2 separate regions of the Homo sapiens genome follow, and region 1 is linked to region 2. A link is a loop called in an ENCODE intact Hi-C map of the cell type or tissue named here. Cell type or tissue: GM12878. All regions are shown on one strand. Each heading gives the region's core, and the rest is flanking DNA. Links, peaks and the distances in the headings are about the cores only.

Region 1 (9,410 bases), core at 1,128-6,127, 110 kb before region 2:
CCTTTGACATTAATGATTAACTTATAGAGAAACTGAACTATTTTGTCTCTCAAAATGGGCCCTTACAATCTCACAGGCCCACCTCTTCCATGATAGGCCTGGGGCCTTGAGGAATTGAATAGCTTTCATTTCCGGCTCTGTGTTTCAGAAATGCAGTTTATTTTGATGGCATCTTCTACAGGGCCTGAAGATGGGGCTTTAATTACTGTCAGTGTTTAAAATTTAGTGGATTTGGTGTCCTTTTTAGACCCAGGAGTCAGAGCCCTATAACTCAATGTCACAAGTAGTTTGAGACCAGCCTAGCCAATATAGTGAAACCCTGTCTCTACTAAAAATACAAAAATAATCCAGGTGTGATGGCACACGCCTGTAGTCCCAGCTACCTGGGAGGCTGAGGCAGGAGAATGGCTTGAACCCGGGAGGCAGAGGTTGCAGTGAGCTGAGATCGCACCACTGTACTCCAGCCTGGGTGACAGAGCAAGACTCCGTATCAAAACAACAACAACAAAAAATCACACACACATACAGAGAGACACACAGATGTAATAACCCTAATTTTTTAAAGGTTTTTCAACTCAGTTTTTTTCCTAACAAATCAAAACTTAATAATAATATGACAAGTTGATCATATAAAAGTTTTTGGGGCTTTGGGGGTATTTTAATCCTCTCATTGTGACTTACATAGACCATGCTTCGACTTTCTGGTTTGTCCTAAACATCCTCCTTTCTTAAACAACCAGTCATTTTACTCTAGGACTAAATTTACCATACAAGATTCTTCTCGTATAAAATTATTTCTCTTTAAGCTTTCTTACAAAAAAAAACCTACCTCTTTATTTTTATAACTTTCTTTACATCTCCTTTATTTCCTGGTTCCTTTTACCTTGTTTTATACAAGACCTCTAAATAAGCTTTGAATTAGACAAAATTGTTCACCTTTTTAAAGGGCACACTTTTTTCTTAGAAAGAATGTTTTTCTACAAATACAGTTTTATTGGAAAATACTTAATGAAATATCTATTATTTAATTTAATATAACTTTCTAAATTAAACCTTCAGATTATAAAGATTTGACCTACCTGACTGTATCTTGCTTTTAACCTCCAAGCTGTCCTTGCTCATTCCTGGGTGTAAGCCGAACTAACTTTGGGAAGAACCTGGTTTATAGTTTAGCTTTGAAACAAAGACAATAACAAACTTTATTGCCTGTGAACTAGACCGCCTAAAACCACAAGATTAGAAGTTATAGTAATCTTACTAAATTTAAGATGTAACTATTTTGATTAAATCAATACTCATGTCTTATTTATTAAAGATTATGAAAGTGGAGATCATTCTGTTTTGGGCTGGGTTAATAGTTTTGTAACCCCTATGCCAAGTTTTGACACCTTATAGTATTTAGGAGGAATAAGTATGAAAATGCTTGATTAATAAATGCCAACAAAAACGTACGCTGGCAAATTGTTAAGACATTTCTAATATTATTTTACCAATAATTTTAAAGCCAACTTATTTATTAAAGATTTTACTTAACTCACTTGAACTTGAAAAAGCATTTAACTAGTCTTTGTTCTTTAGTATCTGATTTAAGCACTTTTATTTTTTAATCCAATTAATCAGAGCTCGTTTATATATTTTTAATAGTGAAATATTGTGTACACAACAAATAAATATATAGATGTATTAGGCATGCTGATAGAAGTACATCTTATAGATTCATAAAGACCTCCTTTTTTTCCTTTTTTTTTTTTTAAGCTCACCCTGGGCAGTTGTCAGCTAAATAGCCTTAAATTTGCATTTTAGAGGAAACAACTCAGGTGAAAATCAGATAACAAAATTTACATCATAAGGTATGAAGAGGGCCCAGTGGGCCAGCAAACTCCTGTAATCCCAGCACTGTGGGAGGCCGAGGCAGTTGGATCACTTGAGGTCAGGAGTTTGAGACCAGCCTGGTCAACATGGTGAAACCCTGTCTCCACTAAAAGTACAAAAATTAGCCAGGTGTGCTGGTGCGCTTGTAATCCCAGCTACTCGAGAGGCTGAGGCAAGAGAATCGCTTGAACCCAGGAGGCAGAGATTTCAGTGAGCTGAGATGGCACCACTGCACTCCAGCCTGGGCAACAGAGTGAGACTCTGACTCAAAAAAAAAAGAGTGTAAGAAGAGAAAGCCTGGTGAGCTGGAGGGAAATTAAAATGGATTTAATTGCCGATTGAACATAACATTATAGAAGTCTATTATAAAGGCCTTCAAATATATACAAACACACATATACAGACACACACACACACACACACACACACAGCTTCTACAGCTTTTACTTCAGTACTTTAGCCATGAGATAAATACAAATTTGCCAGCTCGCAAAAAACAAACAAACAAAACCTGTTAGATCCAAACAGTGGTTTTTATCTCAGCAGAAACATAACAGCAGATTTAAAGCAGGCAGAAAAGAAAATACAGAAAAAGGGGACCTGGGAACTCTATAGTTTACAGGTCCACCTTAGGGCTCTTTTTCCTTAATCTAAATGTGCACAAAGACTGTATTACTTCCATTTTACTCTGGCAAGTAAAGGTGCCGTAAAACCTATGGAGTGCACAAAAGTGGGTCATTCTCCTTGTTTTCTCCTCATTCTTAGATTGTTTCCTGGTTTTATGTATATATTTATTTATTTATTTATTTTCTTAAAAGGAGGAACTGAGCTGTGGCCTAGGGTTTTTGGGTGATGCATCAGTGTGTGCTGCTTGTGGGCAGGACTCCTCAGTGTGTCACCACTGAGTCGTTTCCACCCTCTTACGTGTCTCAGTTTCTCTCTCCAGAGGTCTATGACCTCTGAAAGAGCTCAAAATGCCAGGTGATCAGCTCTACAAGAGACTCGCTTCACCTTTAAGGGCAGCAATTCTTTTTTTTTTTTTTTTTTTTCTGAGATGGAGTCTTACTCTGTTGCTCAGGCTGGAGTGCAGGGGCATGATCTCGGCTCACTGCAACCTCTGTCTCCCAGGTTCAAGCGATTCTCCTGCCTCAGTCTCCTGAGTAGTTAGGATTACAGGCATGTGCCACCACACCTGGCTAATTTTTTGTATTTTTAGTAGAGATGGGTTTCATGTTGCCCAGGCTCGTCTTGAGCTCCAGACCTCAGGTGATCCACCCACCTTGGCCCCCCAAAGTGCTGAGATTACAGGTGTGAACCACTGCACCTGGCCAAGGACAGCAATTCTTTTAGCCTCAAGGCATCTTCTGAGCTTTGTCTTTGATGGAGCCGGTCTCTTTGGGCACTAGTATCATTATCCTATGTTTGGCTCCTAGGGTTATCCTTTAAAAAAATATGTCTTTTCCTAGCACCTAACAGAGTGCCAACTACAACATAGAAGGCCTTCAGGCTTTCATAATACTGTTTAACTAATACTTTTTCCCACTTTACTGAGGTATAATAGACAAATAAAATTGTACATATTTAAGTTGTATAGTATGATGCTTTGATGTACATATGCATTGTGAAATTATTGCCAAAATTAAGTTAGTTAACACATCCCTCACCTCACATAGTTACCTTTTGTGTATGTGGTAAAAACAAAGGTCTGCTCTCTTATTAAATTTCAAATTTACAATACAGTATTATTAACTTCATTAACAATTATCAAATTAAATAAATGAGTCCTGTTGCTGTCACCCAGGAGATGGCACTCTTAAGAGACAGCTCAGTGATGGATCAATGGCTGATAGTTGAGGCATCTGCTTTTATTATTATTGTTTTTGATTCATATGGGAAACCAATGTTTTCTTTACCTGTTAATGCCCTTTTAATATGGATGGTCTTTCCTAATCAGCAGTCTATGTGTAGCAGGACAAGCCGCAGACAAAACATCTCAGACACCGAGTTGTAGAAAGAAGGGCTTTATTCAGCTGGGAGCATTGGCAAGCTACTGCCTTAAAATCCGAGCTCCCCAAATGCACAATTTCTGTCTCTTTTAAGGGCTCACAACACTAAAGGTTTTACATGAAAGGGTCGTGACTGATTTGAGCAAGCAGGCAGTGACAGGGGCTGCATGCCCCGGTGGTCAGAGAGAAACAGAACAGGGCAGGGAGTTTCACAGTGTTCTTCCACACAATGTCTGGAATCTATGAATAACATCGGTTTGTAAGTTATGAGTTGATTTTTAACTACTGGGTTTAGGCCAGGCAGGCCCAGGCCTGGTTTTGGGCCTGACGCCGGGCTGCCTGTCTTTGGTTTTACTTCCTTGTTGTTTTTTCTTAAAACAGGTACTGAGTATAAAACAATATAAAATAATATGAGAGGTCTCTCTCTTCCCTCATATGGGCATCTTTCCAAACATCAGTTTAATTCTCCTGAGAAAGGCTGCCTCTTTCTGTGAATTCCCCAAAGTGAATTTCATATGTACTACCGAGACCATACAATGTATCAGGACATCTATAATGAACATTTGTTGGGTTTACCACCTGTAATCAAGATCTCATCTTGTGGTTACAGAACTCTGATTTTGTTTTGGGGGATTCCCTTCTCCTACCTTTCTATATGTATAAAGTTGATTTCATACCTGGCTCTGGGAGTGCACTTTTGGCCAAATCCTCATTCTAACAATACATTTTATTAATCGCTATTTGTTCTGGCCACAGTTTGATTCCAGAATGGACACAGGATCCAAGTCTGTGAAATCAAGATCTGTGAGATTCTATTCTAAGACTTTCTTAGAACTTTCTGAGACAAGGACTTTCCCTTTTCTCCTGGGTGTGGAGTTTTAAAGATAAGTGTTCTAGAGCTGCTGCAGTCATCTTGCAACTACAAGGACAGAGCATAACTAAGAATGGATCCTAATTAGAGGTGAACAAAAGTAGACCTAAAGAAAACAAAAGTAGGACCTAAAGAAAAATTGTCTAGGTCCTGATAACAGATATATATAAGCTTCTCATCCAGCTGCTCCAAAAGCTAAATATTCAGATTTTTTAGTTATATAGGCTCATACATTTACTTATTGCTTAATCAGTTCACCATCTTAAACATAACTTCCAACCTGGTTAATACTTGTCCAGCTATTACCAAATGTAAACAAGCATGAACAAATGAGAGACAGAAAATTAATGTTGGTGATATAGATTATAAGTAATGAGGAGTGTTCAGATATCGAGATAAAACATGCTTGTATCAGTCATTTGTTTAGTACTTAAGATAGGTTTTACAACATTTGAGATATGGCAGATATCTCAAAATATGAGGTGTCCATAAAGTGTGCAAACAGATACATATAACAAACTGTTGATATTACATTACAGTTGAGTAAAATAACATTGTTTCACATTATATAGACAACACTATCAGACTTAAATCCCTCTAAAAATCTAGGTGGGAATTCTAAGACTAATTACTTTGCAACGATATTGAAAAATACTTGGGTATGTACTAGGCAGGAAAATACCTACTGCATACAAAGTATTGTTTTGGTGATTTAAAAGATAGACAAAGGAAATAAAGAGAGAAAGAGAGAGGGAGAGAACGAGAGAGAGAAGGAGGGAAGGAAGAAAGGAAGAAGAAATATTTTGTATTTACTCTGTGCCAGAGTTCTGAGAACATGGAGTCAAAAAAAAAAAAAGAAAACAAAAAAACAAAAAAAAATACAACTCACTGTTCCTACCCTCAAGGAACTCAGTGAGGTATAAAAGATGAACATATAAACAACAAAATTATATATAATATATAGGTTAGGTTAGTGAAATGCAGGTATATGAGCCAGATATTATAAGAACAGAGAAGCACATCAAGTCGGTTTTTGAGGGAGAAAGCTTACCAGCACAGACTGACAGATGCACAGCTGCAAGGACACCAGACAGGGGAGATAGTTTCCAAACAAGTGGAAAATAGGGCAGACATCTCTTGAGGGAGGAAGACAACAAGAGACTTCAGAAGGGGTGGATCCAACAAAATCCAGTTTCCTCTCAAACTTACTTACCACGTCAGACATTCCTCCTTTGGAGAGACTACTTGAGGAGTGACAAAGGCCATAAAACGTTGGGCACAGGTAATGTTTTTTGTTCTCTTTATGGTTCTGGCTTAATGATTAAGCCTAAGGGCAACCAGAGGTGCGGAATCTCTCTTGGGAAGGATCAGATAATAAATTTATATATTTTATATATAATATATAAATATTTATTTTATGAGGACATAACATATTTTATGAGGGCAATCTTATTTCTACCTTCATGAAATTGCTTCCTCCAAATTCTAACCACACTTCAAAGTGAGGGAAAATAAATAGGTAGATAAGTTAAATATTAGTGATGTCTTTACGACCATACTCAATACAAGGCAATATCTGCCAATCCAACCATTTATCAATACAAAACAAATATTTTATCTCATTTGCCCAAATCTGTCTGCCTCTCAATTGAATCCAGACTTGAGAGCTGAGAAAATGAGTATTTAATATCATCTTAAAATCCCAATAGGAACATTTCAAATGGGGAGTGACATATGGTAGGTTACATTTTTCAAAGATTGTTCTGGCTAGTGAAGAATGTATATTAAGTGGTCAAAAGGAGAGTAAGGAGGGTTGGAAAACTGCTTCCACAGCAGGATGAAAGTATAGTGGCTTGGGCAAGGGGGATAGTAAAGGAGATGGCGAGGACTGGGTAAAAAGGATACATTCTTGAAGACAGTACTAGCTGATGCATTTAAAGTGCAGAAAGAGTAAGAGAGAAGTCATGGATAATTCCTAGGTTTTTGACATAACTAAATGGATGAGTGTTATTTACTTAAACAGAAAACACAGCAGAAGTGGGCTTGAAAAAGGAAGGAAATTAAGAACTTTGTGTTAAATACGACAAGTTTGAGATTTACGTAAGTCAGACATCTTGGTGAAGATAATCGGGTACAAAGCTGGTTCTGTTCGTCTAAACACAGATTTAGATGTGCACTAGAGATATATGGGGTTTGGTAACAGGTTTCAGGCATCCACAAGGAGTCTTTGAACGCATCCCTCACCAATAAGGCATAACTGCTGTATAAGCTGGGGAGTCACTGGCATATGAAGAGTATACCTTTAGAAGGACAACTCATAAGCTATAAATCTAAGTCTCAGAATGTAGGAATAATGTGCACATTCAACACTTAAAGTCATTTCATGTGGAACAACACAAATGAAAAGATTTTCAGACGTTGTTTCTTTAAGAGAAGTTAGAATTTTTATCTCTCTAAACCTGTGATTCAGAGTATTTTTTGACAATATAATGACACTAGGAGGGGTTTTGAGCATTGCAATTGAGGATGAGATTAAAGGCAAGCATAGGTTGATATTTTAGACAGAAGGAAACACACACAGCTATATATGGTACATAATTGGCACTGTCTTACACATTCAATCATATTCACCTCTGCCTAGTCCAGACAGTACAAATGTCCTCAACCACCTAGCTGAGATAGCTTAGCTTCACAGAGAACAAACATCACTAAACCTACATGTGGTTGTCACATGAATTGTGCTATTGTATTCTTGTTTCTTTTTTTTGATGGATTCTCACTCTGTCCCCCAGGCTGGAGTGCAGTGGTGTGATCTCAGCTCACTGCAAGCTTGGCCTCCTGGGTTCACGTCATTCTCCTGCCTCAGCCTCCCGAGTAGCTGGGACTACAGGCGCCCGCCACCGCGCCCGGCTAATTTTTTAGTAGAGACAGGGTTTCACCATGTTAGCCAGGATGGTCTCGATCTCCTGACCTCGTGATCCACCCGCCTCGGCTTCCCAAAGTGCTGGGATTACAGGGGTGAGCCACCGCGCCTGGCCAATTGTATTCTTGTTTCTAATTTAGGATTTAAGTGTCTGTAACAAATGCTGAAGGGTGATTTTGATTTTAGGAATGAACAGCTAAAAATAACTAGCTGAAATTCATGTTGTCTAAAGGGCCTCTAATCTCATGAACCTGTGGGTAAAAACATGGTAACATTAACCTTGATAATCTAAATTTTGCCAATTGTTCATCTCCCCATGCCTGACTTGGAACTTGGTCAGACCCTGCCTCCCTGACCCCCAGTCAAGATTTCTTCTAATTTCTTGAAGCATATCTAGAAGGTTTCCCAGGTATTCTTTGAGGTTGATATATCTCATGCCTGAGATCCACCTGTAATAAATACCTCCACATGACCATGTTTGCCAATACTGACTATGAGAAGAGCGCCTTCCTATCTAAAGTGCTGCTGTGTCCTGCTGCTCCCAAAGCTGCAAAGTTTTGGGGTATTAAACTAATCCCCACATGCTTCAGTCTCTTTGCAATGCCTAAGCCAGGCAGCAGTGCCCACAGAATCAGTGCTGTATTTCAAATACTTCAACTCACTGGAACTTCCAAGCATATGATGACCTCATGCCTCGGGATCTAATTCTAGAGCCTTCTGAAGCTATTCCTGGGGCACAGTGACATTTCCTCTGTTACTGCCATTCTCACAAAGGAATGCAGAGCAAGACGTTTATGTCCCCAAAGCAGGAGGACATGCCATGGTAGACACATTCAAGCATAGGCACAATCACATTTTTCTCTTCTTCTCCTATCCTCTCTTCTTTCCCTCGATTCTGAGGATGGCCCTTCTCCTTTCGACAGCTCACTCCTAGTCCCCATGTGTCTCTGTTCCCCTTATTCCTTTTCCTGGGTTTTATAGCAGTCTCTCTACTGGCTTCTTTTCCTCAGGCTCCAGACATGTCTAAGTCACCTTATAAAACAATTACTGTTTAACAATTATAGTTAAGCATATTTAATTTTATATAAAATAATATCAGATAAAATTTAATAGAGCAATTATTTAAAAAACTAAACACTACATAAAATAAATTTAATTGTAAAAACATAATATTGAAATATTTGATTATCAAAAAAGGGTTGGTCACATGTCAATGGATCACATGTCAATGATCAATTTTAAAATGGTCAATTTTAAAAATTTTACAGAATTATTTTTAAAATAGCCTTCATCTTTTAGAACAGTTTTAGATTTACAGATAAATTGAGAAGACTGTACAGTGTTCTTATATATCCTGCATCCAGTTTCTCCTTTTATTTACATATTATTATGGTACATGATATATGGGTGTTATGAACATTTTAACAATATTAATTCCTCCATCGAAGTATGTCTTTTCTAGAGAAATGTTTCTCTATTCAAGTCCTTTGCCCATTTTTTTACACAGATTATTTGGTTTGTGCTATTGAGTTTTAGAAACTGCTTATATATTTTTTTAAAGTAGCCCCGTATCACATACATAACTTGCAAATATTTTCTCTCATTCTATAGGTTACTTTTCACTCTGTTGATTGTTTCATTTGTCATGCAGCTTTTTCATTTTATGTAGTTCTGTTTGTCTATTTCTGCTGTGTTGCCTGTGCTTTTGATGTCATATCTAAGAAACAATTGCCGAGGT
Region 2 (10,882 bases), core at 2,330-7,329:
GAAAGGGGATCATTCTCCTTGTTTTCTCCTCATTCTTAGATTATTATTTTCTCATTTTTTTTCTTAAAATAACTGAGCTGTGGCCTAGCGTTTTTGTGTGGTGATGTGTGCTGCTTGCACTCAAGACTCCACAGTGTGTTACCATTGAGTCATTTTCACCCTCTTAAGTGTTTCAGTTTCTCTCTCCAGAGGTCTATGACCTGTGAGAGGACTCAAAACGCCAGGTGACCAGCCCTTATATGCATTTCCTGGATGAGCCTTTTTAAAAAATAATTTTTGTTGGGTGTTTCCCTGTAGGGCTGCTGCACAGGGGTTCAACCCCCCTAACCCCTTGCCCAGATACACCCACAAGGCCTCTGGTCACTCAGCTGAGTCAAGTATGTACTACAGTTAATTTTGTGTAGTTTAATACTGCCTTTACATTTGTTTATATTTTTCTGAACTTCAAATTGCACCATGTATGGTGTGTGTTTGCTTGTGTCAGTTTTGATAAATAACTTTTTATATTTTGTTATATGTTATATGCTCATGACATAACTTTTTCTTAATTTTTTTGTTATCTCTAGGCTAAGTGGTTCATCTGAGTTTTTTCAAATCGTCACAAATCTCCAAAAAAAATTCCAATATATGTATTGAAAAAAATCCACATATAAGTCAACCTGCACATTTCAAACATTTCAAACCTGTGTTTTCAATGGTCAACTGCAATTTGGGTAAAGTGTATGGATTCCTGTAAATTCCTTTAAAATGCATTTTAAAAGATGAATTAAATGGATGGGTAAAGGTACAGATAGAAGGATAGTTATATTGTTACTATAGTAAAATGTTAATGGTAGAATCAAGATGGTGTGCATTAGTGTTTGCTGTAAAATGAATTCAAACTTTGTTGTATGTTGTAAATAAAATGTTGGGAGAAAAGATGCTTTCACTTGTAAGTGCAAATAAAAACTAATTTTATTTTTAAAAATGCTAAATAATACATTCTAATATTATTAGTGACAGTGTAGATATATAAGAACTCATGTTTTTTTAATTTTTGTGGTGAGTGTATAAATTAGTATAAACTATTTAGAAGATAGCTTAAAATTATTGTATATATTAAAATAGTAAAGTGGCTGCCAACTTTGTATTCTTACTTCCAAGAATTTACTCCATGGGAATTATCACACAAGTGTGCAAAGATGTAATCAAGACATAAGTCTTGATTATAACAGAAAAAATATAAGCAAATTAAATGACCTGTTAGATGATTAATTGAACATCCATACAACTAAATACTAGGTAAGCATTGTTAATCATAATATAGATCTATTAATATATTTCTTAAAGAAGACGGTCCCCTCATATTGTTTAGTGACGAGGATTACAGGAATACATAAATGGTACAATCCCAGTTTTGGTTAATGCATACATATCCATATACTCATTTACATATATTCATGAACATATACATCTATATATGTATTTAGACACAAAGGGCTCATTAAAAGAATATTCATCAAAATGTCAAAAATATTAGCTCCAAGAGATAATAATGAACCTGATTTTTTATTTTCTTCTTTGTACTTGTTTGCAATTTTTACAATGAACTCATAATCCTTTACAAAAGCACTAATTATTATTTGAGGTTGTGTAGGGGGGAGTAAGACAGAAGGAGAAGGAAATATAGTCCAATAATGAAATAAAATGAAGCAGCCTTTATGTGTTTGTATGGATTGATCTCCAAGATTTTTTATGTGATCATTATAGACTGAAGTGTGTTACACCAAATTTCATGCTGAACTTCTAATACCCAATACCTAATAATGTGACTATGTTTATAAATAGGGTCTTTAAAGAGGTAACTAAGTTAAAATGAAGTCAGTAATGTAGGCCCTTATCGAATATGATTTATGTCCTTGTAAGAAGAGGAATTTTGTACAGATATTGACACAGATTCTAACTTGACCAAACTTCAGTCAGGCTCCCTAACCTTCTCCTAGGCCCATCTGTGCACCTCCTTGTAAAATCTGCTTTATCCAAAAACTCATTTAGTAAGAACCCCTCTCCCCCAGTAGCTGATCAACCGTGACATCTGATCAAGTTCCTCATCCTCCACTATCCCACAGGTAATAAATCACCTTGTTCTGTTTTTAGCAAGAATCCTGTGAAGTTGGTTTAGCTGAAATCTTCCTCACCCCTGATGTTTCCTTTTAGTAATTTTCCATCCATTGACCCCCACCCTGCTCCTTGGCTATAAATTCCCACTTGCCCATGCTGTGTTTGGAATTAAGTCCAATCTTTCTCCCAGGCTGCAAAATCTCATTGTGGTGTTACCTATACCTATTGCAATGGTCCTGAATAAAGTCTTCTTCACTGTGCTTTAATAAGTATTATTATTATTATTATTTTTGCATTTCTCATTTTCTTTGTAACATATTAAGTGTGTTTGCTTTATGTTCTCTGTTTTACAATTTCAAGATCTGAACTTTAGTTTTTTATTTTATTTTACATTCCAGGGTACATAACCTGCAGGATGTGCAGGTTTGTTACATAAGTAAACACAGGTAAACATGTGCCATGGTGGTTTGCTGCACCTATTAACCCATCACCTAGGTATTAAGCTCAGTATACACTAACTACTTTTCTTGATGCTCTCCCTCCCCCAACCCCCACCGACAGGCCCCAGGGTGTGTTGTTCCCCTCCCTGTGTCCATGTGTTCTCACTGTTCACCTCCCACTTATAAGTGAGAACATGTGGCCTTTGGTTTTCTGTTCCTGTGTTAGTTTGCTGAGGATAATGGCTTCCAGATCCAACCATGTTCCTGCAAAGGACATGATCTTGTTCCTTTTTATGGCTGCATAGTATCCCATGATGTATATGTACCACATTTTCAATCTATCCATCTGACAAAGGTCTAATATCCAGAGTATACAAAGAACTTAAACAAATTTACAAGAAAAAAAAAACCCCATTAAAAAGTGGGCAAAGGACATGAACAGATACTTCTCAAAAGAAGTACAGCCAACAAACATATGAAAAAAAGCTCAACATCCCTGATCATTAGAGAAATGCAAATCAAAACCGCAATGAGATACCATCTCACACCAGTCAGAATGGTGATTACTAAAAAGTCAAAAAACAACAGATGCTGGTGAGGCTGTGGAGAAATAAGAACAGTTTTACACTGTTGGTAGGAATGTAAATTAGAACAACCATTATGGAAGACAGTGTGGTGATTTCTCAAGGACATAGAACCAGAAATACCATTTGACCCAGCAATTCCATTACTGGGTATATACCCAAAGGAATATAAATCATTCAATTATAAAGATACATGCACATATATGTTCATTGCAGCACTATTCACAAACAGCAAAGACATGGAATCAACCCAAATGCCCATCAACAAGCATTATAAAATAATTTTTTTCTTTAACAATATGCATACAGGAAGAACACCATGTGAACATGAAGACAACCACCTACAAGCCAAAGAGAGAGGCCTCAGAGGAAACAACCATGCTAACATCTTCTTATACTCTAGCCCCAAGAAATGTGAGAAAATAAATTTCTGTTGTTTAAGCCATTCTGTTCAATCTGTGGTAGTTTGTTATTGCAGCCTTAGCAGATTAATACAGTGATAAAAGCAAAAACTGTATCAATATATATAGCAGTGGCTTTCAAATTTTCAATATATATATAGCAGTGGCTTTCAAAATTTCAAATTTTTCACAATCTACAATATGAAATTAATTTTACCACTCTACCCAGTATGCATAGACAGACATAGCTGGAACAAAGAACAAAATTTTTTCTTGCTAATGTATGTTGATATTTTTACTTGTTTGATTGTATTCCATCATTTCATATTAAGAAAGACACAATAACTGATTTTGCAACTGATGAACTGGCCAAATGTTAAAAAATGCTAGATAAGAAATACTATTATTTGTTAAAACAACAACAAAGGCCCCAGCAAACTAGATTCTTTGGATAGAGGCAGAAGGGGCATTTGTGAGCATCTATTTTTTAACTTTTTTTTTTTCCAAAATAAAATCTTATGAGAAAATCCAATGTATCAAACAGATAAATGCTGAGTTACTTTGGTAGACAGTGGTGGGGAGAGAAGTGGAGCCTTCCTACTTATCCCTGACAGCCCTGATGCAGCTCAACAGCACCAATGGCTCTTGGGTACAGGACTTAAAAACCAAATATTTATTCCACTCCTCTCATTATTTAGAAAGGGGGACATTGGGGTAAGGGACAAAGCTGTTAGGAGGGCCAGGTGCAGTGGCCCATACCTGTAATCCCAACACTTTGGGAGGCTGAGGTGAGAGGATCACTTGAGCCCAGGAGTTCTAGATCAGCCTGGGCAACATAGAAGACCCTGTCTCTATAAAAATTTTTTTTAAATTTAAAAAATTTGAAAGATGTTAGGTGATATGGTTTGTGTCCCCACCCAAATCTCATCTTGAATAGTAGCTCCCATAATTCCCACATGTGTGGGAGGGACCAGGTAGGAGGTAATTGAATCGTGGGGACAGTTTGCCCCATACTGTTCTTGTGATAGTGACTAAGTCTCACAAGTTCTGATGATTTTTATAGGGAGTTTCCCCTTTTGCTTGGCTCTCATTTCTTCCTTGCTTGCTGCCATGTAAGACATACCTTTTCTCCTTCTGTGATGATTGTGAGGCCTCCCCACCCATGTGGAACTGTGAGTCCATTAAACCTCTTTTTCTTTATAAATTACCCAGTCTCGGGTATGTCTTTATCAGCAGCGTGAAAACAGACTAATACATTAGGAGATTGAGATTGCAAGTTCTAAGCGAGGATTGTATAGATATAGATGTACCATCATTCTTCAATAATTGGGGAAGTGAGAATCTCAAATATAAAAGAGGTCCATCAATAACATCCATCTCTTCTTTCCATTAAAATAAGAAATATAAAAGTAGAAATAATGCTTGGTAAATGTGACACATCTCCAGTAGGCTCATATACTAACTTAAATCTTGTGCTGTTCCATTGCCCTCTGCTGGATGTTCTTAGTATCTGTGGCCTCAAAACTAGAAGTTCTAGTAGTGGTAGTAGTCACAGCAATAGTGATTATTATCATTATTGTCATTTTAGCAGCAGCCATGTTGAGGTCAAGCACTGTGCCACATGCTTTACATCCAAATCCTCCTAACAACTCTATGGCTAGATAATGCTCTCTCATTTTGTAGATGTGGAACCTGGGGGTTCAGAGGTAAATAAACAAACCAAGGTTACACAACTAAAAGTAAGAGACCCGGGAATTAAATATTGGTTCTAAAGCCTAGGCCTTAATTACTTGCTGTTCATTAAACTTTCAATCTGTCAGCTGTGTTGGTGATAAAACTGGAATGATATTACTAGTTGGGATCTTTTGATTCACTGATTATTAACAATGGAATCACAACGATCTTTATTCTAAAAAGCCAAAAATTATTATCTTCCTAAAATTACCAAAAAGGAAAAGCTTACTCCTCAACAGAGCAGGAGAGCATGTTTTCAGAGTTTCTCAAAGTGTGATTCAGGAAACTCCTGCATTGGAATCACATGAGGTGCTACTTCAGGGCAGAAAATCCTATGCACCAGGATGTATTTTGGAGGTAGAGAGGACAGAGCTTGTTCCTGAGAGCTGGGATATGTGTTAGTGGAGTGAGTGTAGAGAGAAAGAGGAACAAAAGATGGCTCCTAAAATTTTTGGCTCAGGACAAATTTTGAGGAGAGTAGTGGCATTAACTGAGATGAGAAAGATTATTAGAGGAGCAAGGGTTTTAATTGTTAGTTCAGTTGTGGCAGTTACTTTTTTGGCAGCAGATATAAAACCAGGAGTTTGGGTTTAGATATTATATTTATGTTGCCATATAGGTAACCAAATAAAAATGGTAGAGCTAACTACAAATAACTTTTAAAAATTCAGATCTATATTTAAGATCTATTCATGTTGTTTCACGTGTATCTCTTTCTAATTGCTGCATAATCCTTTGTAAGTCTATCAGTAGTAAGAGACCAGATTACTTCCAACTCCCGCCACCACAACCAACACAGCAGTGAGCATCCTCCTATACAATCCTTTAAGGTCCTCTGCATGTATTCTTTTGTGGTATAAACTCAGGAGTGAGGTATACTCAATTGGATTCGATACTGCCAGGTTACTCCCTAAAATGGCTGTGCTGGTCTATACCCTATCAGCAGTGCACAAGAGTTCCTCTACCTTCACATTTCTTTGAATGCTAATAACTATCCAGCCTAATTTTTCACTAGATAAAGAGGCATCTTATTGTTTTAATACATATCTCTCTGATAAGTTTGAGTATCTTTACACACTCGTTGGACTTTTGGGTTTCTGTAAATTGCCTATTAATATTTCATTGTTTTTCTTTCTTTGCCATGTGATAACTACATATTTATGGGATATATAGTAGTATTTCAATATATGTATACAATGTGTAATGATCAAGTCAGGGTAATTAAGCATATTCATTATCTCAAACATTTATGATGTGAACATTCAAAATAAAAATCCTCTCTTCTAGCTTTTTAAAAAATACACAATATTTCCCTTACAGTGCTACAGAACACTAGAACTTATTCCTCCTCTTTAGCTATAATTTCGTATCTGTTAACGAACTTCTCCGTATCCTCTCCTCCCCACTACTCTTCCTTCCCCACTACTCTTCCTTCCCCACTACCCTTCCCAGACTCTAAAAACCACAATTATACTCTCTATGAGCTCTTTTTTGTTTTTTTGGCTCCTACATATGAGTGAGAACATGTGGTGTTTATCCTTCTGAGCCATCTTATTTCAGTTAACATGCCCTCCAGGTTCATCCATGTTGCCACAAATTAGAAGATTTCATTCTTTTTTATGGCCAAGTAGAATTCCATTTTGTGTATATACACCACCTTATCCATTCATCTTTTGATGGACATTTCATATCTTGACTATTTTTAACAGTGCTACAATAAACATGAAGGTGCAGGAATCTCTCTGATACATAGATTTTCTTTCCTCCGGATAAATACCCAGTAGTGAGATTGCTGGACTTTCTTAGCACTCATGTTAAAAATCATTTGAACATATAGGTGAGAAGTTATTCCTGGGCTCAAAAACAAACAAACAACAACAGACAACAGATAAGGATACAGCATGGGCCGGGCACGGTTGCTCACGCCTGTAATCCCAGCACTTTGTGAGGCTGAGGTGCGTGGATCACCTGAGGTCAAGGGTTCAAGACCAGCCTGACCGACAGGGAGAAACCCCCGTCTCTACTAAAAATACAACATTAACTGGGCGTGCTAGCGCATGCCTGTAATCCCAGCTACTCAGGAGGTGGAGGCAGGAGAATCGCTTGAACCCAGGACGCAGAGGTTGCAGTGAGCCAAGATCGCACCATTACACTCCAGCCTGGGCAACAAGAGTGAAACTCTGTCTCAAAAAAACAAAAACAAAAAACCAGCATGATTTCAGGAGCAGAAAGAGAATAACTTAAAAACCAGCATAATGAGAAAGTTAGGAAGCTTCTTACCAAAGCATCTGGAAGTATGCAAGAAATTCTTGTGAACTAAAATTTTCGTGCTGTACTAGCAAACACTACAACTCACTTATTCCATCTTTCTGTATTTTGGGACCCAATTATCCACTTCTCTTCATTCCCTATCCCACCCCTTTTCTTCCTAGCGTCTGCTAACCACCTTTATACTCTCCACCTTCCTGAGATTCCTTTTGTGTGTATGTGTGTGATGGAGTCTCTTTCTGTTGCCCAGGTTGGAGTATACAGGCACAATCCGGGCTCACTGCAACCTCTGCCTCCAGAGTTCAAGGGATTCTTGGGCCTCAGCCTCCCGAGTAGCTGAGACTACAGGCACGCGTCACCACGCATGGCTAATTTTTTGTGTTTTTAGTAGAGACGGGGTTTCACCATGTTGGTCAGGCTGGTCTCGAACTCCTGGCCTCAAGTGATCCGTGCAACTCGGCCTCCCAAAGTGCTGGGATTACAGGCCTGAGCCACCACACCTGGCCAAGATTTTCTTTTTTGTTCCTACATGTAAGTGAGGACATGTAATATTTGTCATTCTGTTCCTGGCTTATTTCACTTAATATACAGACCTGAAATCTCATCCATTTTTTCTGCAGTGGAGAGGATTTTAGTCCTTTTTAGGCTGAATAATACTTCATTGTATGTGTATACCAGTTTAATTGACACAAATTTCTAAAAAGCAAATATTTTTAAAATGTCTCAGAATGTGAAACTTTAGGGATACTGTGCCCATTTTATTCTTTTCTATTTCCCATTTTATGGATATGCAAGTGTATAATAAAACAGCAATCAATGGGTGTATAAATCTATAACTTCAACAAATGTAAAATGAAAATGCTAAGTGGTGGCTGGGCGCTGTTGCTCACACCTGTAATCCCAGCACTTTGGGAGGCCGAAGCGGGCGGATCACCTGAGGTCGGGAGTTCAAGACCAGTCTGACCAACATGGAGAAACAGTCTGTACTAAAAAAAAAAAAAAAAAAAAAAAACAAAGTAGCTGGGTGTGATAGTGCATGCCTGTAATCCCAGCTACTTGAAAGGCTAAGAGAGGAGAATCGCTTGAATACGGGAGGCAGAGGTTGCAGTAAGCCGATATCATGCCATTGCACTCCAGCCTGGGCAACAACAGTGAAACTCTGTCTCAAAAAAAAAAAAAAAGAAAAAAGAAAAAAGAAAAAAAGAAAATGCCAAATGGTAAGAAAAAACAGCATAATAAAAATTTGTATGGTGTTGAAGAACAATGCATTTGAAGATAATATTTGAAGAAATCATATTACAATTAACTTCTGTTCTTACTCATTGGTTTGATGCCTCTAAAAACTTCATCACTGGAACCACCTCTGGTGCTTTAAAAAAAAAAAAAAAAAAAAAAAAAAAAATCCGCATACCCACACAGGTGCAAGTAAATCAGAATCTCAGGTCATGAGACCCAGGCCTCATCATTTGTAAGTGCCCCGGGTGATTTGATTCAAAGCCAAGATTGAGGACCCGTGACATGGATCTCTACACATAATCTGCCTAAATAGATTCTCTACAAGCAGTTTATAAAGAAGTTCCACATGAACTCTGGAAGAGGATATGAATTTGATGTACAGTATGTGCTCACTTAACATCTTTGAAAGTCTCTTGGAAACTTCACCTTTAAGCAAAATTATGGATAGTGAAACCACTTATTCCTCATCAACATTACAACTAAACAACTTTGAACAAAACAATGGTGTTGGAGGACCGGCTGTACATTGTTTCTATAAAGTCAATTTTCAGGGAATTCCAAAATGAAGTGAGGACTTCCTGTATATAAAAAGATGGTTGTGATTCCACATGGATGACAGGGTTATTGCTCAGAAACTAAAGGAGGCCGCCCAGGTATAGAGGATTCAGTCATGAGGTTTATGCTACACAAAAGATCCCAGAATACTCACCCATTCCAGTCAAAGACATAATGAAAAAAGCAATATTCACATAGGAAAAGTGGAAAGGAATAAAAGCCATCAAGCAACAAAAATAATGGGACTAAGGGGCAGGATTTGCAGATGTAGAGATTTAATGTGGTTGCCCTTTCTTACCCACACAAGAATAAGGATGGAACAGATCATGAGATTCGACTGTTCTGCTGCGCAGCCTCCACAGGGCGCTTTGAATGTCCCTGTTTCTCAGGCTGTAGATAAAAGAGTTCAGCATGGGGGTGCCCACAGCATACATCACTGACGCCACCACACCATTCCTGGGGGTGGTGACACAGCTGAAGTTAGGTACACGCCAATGCCTGTTCCATAAAATAAGCAAACAACTGCCAGGTGAGAGCCACAGATGGAGAAGGCTTTATACTTCCCATCTGACGATGAAATTCTTAGAATGGAGGGGACAATTTTATAGTAAGACAAAAGGATCCCTGAAATGGGAAGAAAACTGAACAGAATACTATCTAAATATATAAATATGCTATTGATGATGCCGTCAGAACAGGCAAGGTTGAGAAGTTGAGATGGATCACAGAAAAAATTAGAGATTTCCACATTCTTGAAGAAGGTGAATTGTAACACAATCCAACTGTGCAGCTGGGAATCCAACAGGCTAAGGAAAAAAGAAACCAAAACTAAGAAGACACAGAGGTGAGGATTCATGATGACTGGGTAGTGCAGGGGTGACAGATGGCCACAAATTGGTCATAGGCCATCACAGTCAGGAGCATGTCTTCTATACATGCAAAAAGGACAAAGAAAGACATCTGTGTCAGGCAGCCCGCTTAAGAGATGACTCTGCTATGCGACTGCATGTCCACAATCATCTTGGGAACCATGGCCGAGGTGAAACCAATGTCAGCCCAGGAGAGGTTGGAGAGGAAGAAGTACATGGGGGTGTGGAGGTGGGAGTCAGAGCTGACAGCCAGGATGATGAGCAGGTTCCTCAGCACCGTGACCAGGTACATGGACAGGGACAGCCCAGCGAGGACGGGCTGCAGTTCTGGATCCTCTGAGAGTCCCTGGAGAAGGAATTCTGAGACACTTGTGAGATTCTATGGCTCTGTGTGACTTGGACACCTCTTTTTTTGAGAAGAAAAGAGGATTGGAAAAATAAAAGATAAAAACCAGCCCTTAATGCTGTGTGTATATTTTGGATACAAGCAATTCACAAGGAACATTTTCACATTTGAGGACCATACACCGTCAGCAATATTTCTCAGTTGTGACAAACCCAGAAATCTCAGAATTATTACATGATTTACTTTTTTGCTATTCAACTCTTTCTGTACATACTTTAGAGCAAATCCACTGAAGAATGTTAGAAAACCAAAATGTAATATATAACAAATCCGTGATCTCAGTAAAATA

Evidence for each region. A loop is a pair of places that touch in the nucleus more often than their neighbours do. Peaks named below come from ENCODE experiments on the same cell type or tissue, not always from the same donor. Only the 100,000 strongest peaks of a DNase experiment are listed, where the experiment ranks them.
Region 1: it touches region 2 in a loop (7-fold over the local background); 6 of 110 quality-filtered maps call a loop at or near these places.

Annotation. Positions count from the first base shown.
Region 1 is chr3:112,403,274-112,412,683 of GRCh38, forward strand. It overlaps LOC105374041 (a long non-coding RNA gene), which reads right to left and starts at 1,142. Exons shown (of 4, transcript XR_924334.3): 1 at 1,080-1,142. The region is part of intron 1 of LOC124909408 (a long non-coding RNA gene); the gene reads left to right. RefSeq lists an enhancer at 3,008-3,530. In GM12878, for the core only: no CTCF peak of the experiment used is centred there; DNase peaks (open chromatin) are centred at 4,048, 4,481 and 4,748; H3K27ac peaks cover 1,830 bases.
Region 2 is chr3:112,514,575-112,525,456 of GRCh38, forward strand. It overlaps the pseudogene OR7E100P. Among named protein-coding and RNA genes, the nearest start is that of BTLA, 21 kb to the left of the region's middle. RefSeq lists an enhancer at 7,354-7,854. In GM12878, for the core only: a CTCF peak has its summit at 5,018 (motif pointing left); a DNase peak (open chromatin) is centred at 5,017; H3K27ac peaks cover 1,030 bases.